2 separate regions of the Homo sapiens genome follow, and region 1 is linked to region 2. A link is an interaction called in ENCODE POLR2A ChIA-PET data of the cell type or tissue named here. Cell type or tissue: CD4-positive, alpha-beta T cell. All regions are shown on one strand. Links, peaks and the distances in the headings refer to the core of each region. The heading gives the core; the rest is flanking DNA. Region 1 has its middle 38 kb from the start of STK24-AS1. Region 2 overlaps FARP1 (FERM, ARH/RhoGEF and pleckstrin domain protein 1).

Region 1 (2,905 bases), core at 149-2,648, 170 kb before region 2:
GTGGTGGCTCATTCCTATAATCCCAAGACTTTGGGAGGCCGAGGCAGGCAGATCACCTGTGGTTGGGAGTTTGAGACCAGCCTGACCAACATGGAGAAACCCCGTCTCTACTAAAAATACAAAATTAGCCGGGTGTGGTGGTGCATGCCTGTAATCCCAGCTACTTGGGAGGCTGAGGCAGGAGAATCGCTTGAACCTGGGAGGCGGAGGTTGCAGTGAGCCTGAGATGGCGCCATTGCACTCCAGCCTGGGCAACAAGAGCAAAACTCTGTCTCAAAAAAAAAAAAAAAAGAAAAGAAAACAAATACAAGCATACAAATACAAGCATTAGCTACCATGCCTGGCCTGCCTTTTTTTTTTTTTTTTTTTGAAACAGTGTTTGCTCTGTTACCCAGGCTGGAGTGCAGTGATGCAATCTTGGCTCACTGCAGCCTCAACCTCCTGTGCTCAAGCAATCCCCCAACCTCAGCCTCCCAAGTAGCTGGGACTACAGGTGCGTGCCACCATGCCCAGCTAATTTTCATATTAGAGATGGGGTTTTGCCATGTTGCCCAGGCTGGTCTTGAACTCCTGAGCTCAAGTGACCTGCCCAACTCAGCCTCCCAAAGTGCTGGGATTACAGGTATGAGCCACCATGGCCGGCCTGCCTGTTCTTTAACTTATGTAAGTGGAATCTTATAGGCCGGGTACAGTGGCTCATGCCTGTAATCTCAGCACTTTGGGAGGCTGAAGCTGGAGGATCACTTGAGGCCAGGACTTTGAGACCAGCTTGGGCAACATAGCAAGACCCTATCTCTATTTTTGTAAAAAAAATTATCCAGGTGAGGTGGTGTGTGGCTGTAGTCCCAGCTACTTATGAAGTCGAGGTGGGAGGATCACATGAGCCTAGGAGTTCAAGGCTGCAGTGAGCCATGATTGCACCACTGCACTCTAGTCTGGGTGACAGAGTGAGACCCTGTCTCTTAAAAAAAAAAAAAAAGTAGAACCTTACAGTATGTACTCTTTTGTTTCCACCTTCTTTTGTTTAGCATAATGTCTGTAAGAGTCACTCATGTTGTTGCATGTATCAGTGGTCCATTCTCTTTGTGGCTCAGCAGGATTTCAATGGACAAATATACCACAATTTGTTTATGCATTCTCCTGTTGATGGACTTCAGGATTGTTTCCAGATTGGGGCTATTGTGAAGAAAGTTCCTATGAACATTCTTAGCAAATAGGAGAAAAGAATAGCGATCGTATTGAACTTTTTTTTTTTTTTTTTTTTTTTTTTGAGGCAGGGTCTCGCTCTGTCACACAGGCTGGAGTGCAGAGGTGTGGTCTCAGCTCACTACAACCTCTGCCTCCCAGGTTCAAGCAATTCTCCTGCCTCAGCCTCCCTAGTAGCTGGGACTACAGGCACATGCCACCATGCCCAGCTAATTTTTGTACTTTAGTAGAGATGGGGTTTTACCATGTTGGGCAGGCTGGTTTTGAACTCCTGACCTCAGATGATCTGCCCACCTTGGCTTTCCAAAGTGCTGGGATTACAGGTATGAGCCACCACGCCTGGCCTGTATCAAACATTTGTTCTGCTGCATCTCCTCTTCTCAGCCCACCACTGTCTCCAAGCATTGCCCCAGCAGCAGGTGTAATCTGAACACACCTCACCGCAGCTGCCTCACATAGCTAGACTTCTCCAGCTCTGCAGTGCGGTACCCATGCATGTGGAAACGTAAAGCTGGTGGATAAATGCTTCCCCTTCTACCTCTAGGGTGGACAATTCTCGAGCCTGTTCTACATCGCCCATCAGAAGGCTCCAGAAGGATTGAACCCCACTTGCCCATGTGCCAACTGACTCATCAAGCACCTGACATTGGCTTTCCCTCCTCCACATTGCACAGTCCCTTACTCCTGTTCTCTAGGATCACTAGTCCAAATAAACCACCCATATGCAAGCCCTTGTCCCAAGCTCTGCCTCTGGGAGGAAAGAAACATAAGACAGCAGCTTCAGCAAATTATTTAGACGCATTCAGTCAAATGGCAGAGGTAAAACCTAAAAGTGTTAAAGAATAACTATATTACACTGCTCTCCTCTAACTTGGAGGTTCTCCTCTCTCTGTCTCTGTCTCTCTCTCTCATTATCATCACCTATAAGATGCATTTCAATTTCAGAAATGTTAAAATGTAATAATACCGTTCAAGTACATATTGTTGTCTGCTCGTTTAATATCTGTCTGCCTCACTCTTGTCATTTTCACCAGGACAGAGATGGAGTCTGACTCAAACATTGAGAAACACATCATAGGTGTTCAGTAAATATTTGTGAATAAGAGAATGAAGGAGAGCAAGGAGAAGAGAAACTGTCACATTCTTTCCCACTTTGCAATTGGTTTTGGAAGAAGAACTTTAAGGGGTAATTAATAAAAGATGTGAAGGGGAAAGGAAATCAGATGGAATCCCCAGGGAACTGAATGAATAAAGAGAAGATTCATGAAGAGTAAGGCTGGTACCAAGAAATAGCTTAACCAGCAAGATACCCAGGGCAGAGGCTTCCCTTGGAGGCCCTCCTTCGCTGGCCAGTGAGGGAGGACAGCTAACAACTTCAGCAGAAGGCAATACTGGCCCCAATCCCCTTCCCAGTATTTAAGAGAAAAAATAGGCTCAAATGATTATTCAAATAACCACATTTCCTAAACTGTAACCACAGCAGCTTACAGCAACTTTTCTATAAATCCTCTTCATGCTGCTTTTGTGATCCAAAAAAATCTATTTCTCAGTTCCCAGTGATACTACTTCCTACATAACATGTTTGGATTTCACACATTAAGATGATTACTGTGGATTAATAGAACAATAGCAGGATCACGAATGCCATGATAGTTAGACACAGGGTCATTTGCAAACAGAAAGAAACAGATTTTGAAGC
Region 2 (2,905 bases), core at 316-2,815:
TCTAAACGCTTAGTTGGCAGGGAAGGGTGGGGCCATCTCACTCGCTGACTTGGGAGAAATCCTGATGTTTGGAAGAGGGGGTCCTCTTCTGCAGGGCCCTGTGCGTGGGAAGGGGGTGTCTACCTTTCGAACGTGTACTCGCTTTCCGCCCTGAAGTAGTAGACGTGGGACTTGAAGTGCAGCTTGAACACGTAGTCTTTCTGGATGTTCTCGGACTCAGAGGGGATGGTGAGCGAGTAGCCGAGCAGAGGCAGGCTGGCAAGGGGATGATTGTCCTGGAAAGGGGAAACAAAGCAAAGTGGCTTTTCGGGGTCAGCTTCTGCTGCTGGGCCTGGCTGCTGCCCCGCATCAGACAGGGACTTGGGAGCCCAGGCAGCTCCCTCCTCGGGCGTGGGCCTGGAAGGGACCATGGCAGCCAGTGTTTGCCTGTACGTGATGGCCCGGGTGGCAAGTCCCGCCAGGACTGAGCTGTAGATAAAGCCAACCCCCGTCCCTTGTCCAGGCAGAAGACAGGTGGCCCTTCCTAGGGCAGAAGTTGTCCTTCAGTGGATGATAATGTCAGTCTTCCCTAGAGTTGAGGGCCTCGGGTGGACAGGGCCCCCCGCCAGCATCCCTGTCATCCCCGTGACACCTGGAGCCCAAGAGGCCTGAGTCATTCCAGAGGAGGGCGGCCCCCTCACCTCATGCTGCCACCCCCAAGGTCCCAGGGCCACCTGCCCTGTGCGAGACACTTACCTGGTGTGATTTGTAGAAGAACAGGCAGAAGTTTGTGAACACCACCCACAGCTTCTGCCACCCGTTGCTGTTTTTGAATTTCCTCAGCAGGTTTCCAGACAACTGATTCTGAAAGGCAAGGAGGCCTGTGAGAAGCACAGCGGGCACCTGCCCCAGGAGGGCACAGAGAGCAGCTCTCCCTGCACCAGGGCCCTGGGCTGGGGCATGTCCGTGACTGAAGGATGTGGGCCCCACCCCCGCTCCCCCGTGTGTGGGGAGACTTGGCAGGTCCTGGGACCCTGATCTCATCACTTCCCCTTGTCACTTGCTGTGGGGCATCTTGGGGTCCCTGTGTCCCCCCAAAAGACACGTTGAGGTCCTGACTACCAGTACCTTAGAACACAGGCTTATTTGGAAATAGGCTCGTTGCAGGGTAACTAGTGAAGACGAGATCACACTGGGGTAGGGTGGGCCCTAAATCCAACGGGAGTGGTGTCCTGAGGAGAAGAGCCACCTTGAGGGGAGAGGGGTGTGCCCTGTGACACCGAGGCAGAAATGGGGGCGCAGGACCCCATGCATTGCCAGCAGGCGGAAGCTGAAGGAGGGAAAGATCCATCCCAACAAGCTCAGAGCAGCACTCGTTTTGAGGGGCCAGGCACCCTACCCAGGAAGTGGGGCCTGGGGTGCATGTGAGTGGCTCCCACATGCCCTCTAGTGGCCCAGGAGGCAGTTGCAGCCCTGCCCACCTCCAGGCTCAGGGCCGGCCCAGCCCCTGGAGCATTGTTAGGATGCGCTGCAGCCCAGCTAGGGGGCAGGGACAGGCACCTGTGTCCATGCTACCTCCAAACAACTCTGAGCAGGCCTGACGCACTGGTGGCTCATTTCGTCCCTTTGCCAAAGTGACATCACCAGCAGAGACTCAAAGCAGTTGCACCACCTTGTAAAGGCACTTAATGCCACTGAATTGTTCCCGTAAAAATCGTTAAGTTGGCCAATATTGTGGTATAGCTATTTTACCACAATAAAAAATACAGACCTCCGAGTCTGCCTCATTCCATCTCTCTGGGTGCCCCTGGCACTAAGCTTCTGTGCTGGGAGCTGGGATCAAATGGTCTGATGTCCCTGCCCTCCAGTTGCTCAGGGAGGGTCCAGTGGGAGACATGGACACTGACAGTAGGTCCGTGAGGGGCTGCAGGATGTGGGGGACCCCGCAGACGGGGAGAAAGGGCATTCCAGGCCAGGCAGGCAGCTCCAGCCATCCATCCTCCTCCCCCAGTGGCAGAAAGGAACAAGAAAATGCAAGGCTCCAGGTTCCCAGAAGGTCCTGGTGGTGGCCAGGGCTGGGCTGATGCCCATGCGGCATCTTGGGTCACGCAACATGGAGCAAGGAGGGTGGCACACTCCCCTTTCCTAGGTATTTTCATACTGACTCACATAATTTTCACACAGCAGCCAGCCCACAGTGGGGTTCATACATGTCACCCATCACAGTCTGGGCCCATTTGTTTCCAAAGCAGCTTCCTTAGCGCTCTCTAGCTTCTGCCTGGCCATTCCAATAGCCTCTGGAAACCTCTTTATCAATAGGCACATCCAGCGGCCCTTCCTCGCTCCCCACGGCCGGGCCGAGCCTCCCGCTCCCCTGTGTCGGGTCCATCCTGGCCTCCAGCGTGTTACGGGCCCTGCGCGCCATGAGTCTCCTGCCCTGCACTCAGGAGGCCGAGGCCATGCTGGTGGCTCCCAGACCTGTCTCCATTCACTGCCTTCACGAGAGGGTCAACATCCTTGTTCAGAACCAGACCAGCCTGCCCTGTCTCCTCGTGGCCCTTCATTGGGGCCACCGCTCCTCTCCCTTCTTGGATCCCATTCCCTCAGACCCTGCTGTGGGTTGAATTGCACCCCCAACAAGTCCAAACCCTCCGTGCCTACAATGGTGACCTCACATGGACACAGGGTCTCTGCAGATGCGATCGAGTCAAGGTAAGGTCACTAGGACGAGCCCTAAGCCCAGCACGAGCCGTGTCCTTAGAAGAGGATATTAGAGTGCAGATACAGGGAGGACAGCTGGTGACACGGCAGACCGGAGCCCTGCAACATGGGTGGAGTCGGGGACCCCCCGAGAAGAAGACTGCCGCAGCCACCAGATGCTGTCAGGTGGGGACATTTTCCCTCAAGGCCTCCCAAAGGAACCCAC

Evidence for each region. ChIA-PET counts read pairs that join two places held together with the same protein. Peaks named below come from ENCODE experiments on the same cell type or tissue, not always from the same donor. Only the 100,000 strongest peaks of a DNase experiment are listed, where the experiment ranks them.
Region 1: POLR2A ChIA-PET joins it to region 2 with 5 read pairs; 2 of 35 experiments call an interaction of 5 or more read pairs at or near these places.

Annotation. Positions count from the first base shown.
Region 1 is chr13:98,613,312-98,616,216 of GRCh38, reverse strand. No RefSeq gene overlaps it. Among named protein-coding and RNA genes, the nearest start is that of STK24-AS1, 38 kb to the right of the region's middle. In CD4-positive, alpha-beta T cell, for the core only: no CTCF peak of the experiment used is centred there; no DNase peak of the experiment used is centred there.
Region 2 is chr13:98,444,036-98,446,940 of GRCh38, reverse strand. FARP1 (FERM, ARH/RhoGEF and pleckstrin domain protein 1) reads right to left here. Exons shown (of 27, transcript NM_005766.4): 25 at 736-843; 26 at 124-275. It overlaps STK24 (serine/threonine kinase 24), which reads left to right. Exons shown (of 11, transcript NM_001032296.4): 11 at 1-1,756. Among named protein-coding and RNA genes, the nearest start is that of FARP1-AS1, 9.6 kb to the right of the region's middle. RefSeq lists enhancers at 832-881, 1,652-1,701 and a silencer at 812-1,106. In CD4-positive, alpha-beta T cell, for the core only: CTCF peaks have their summits at 1,230 and 1,433 (motif pointing left); DNase peaks (open chromatin) are centred at 960 and 1,410; H3K27ac peaks cover 762 bases.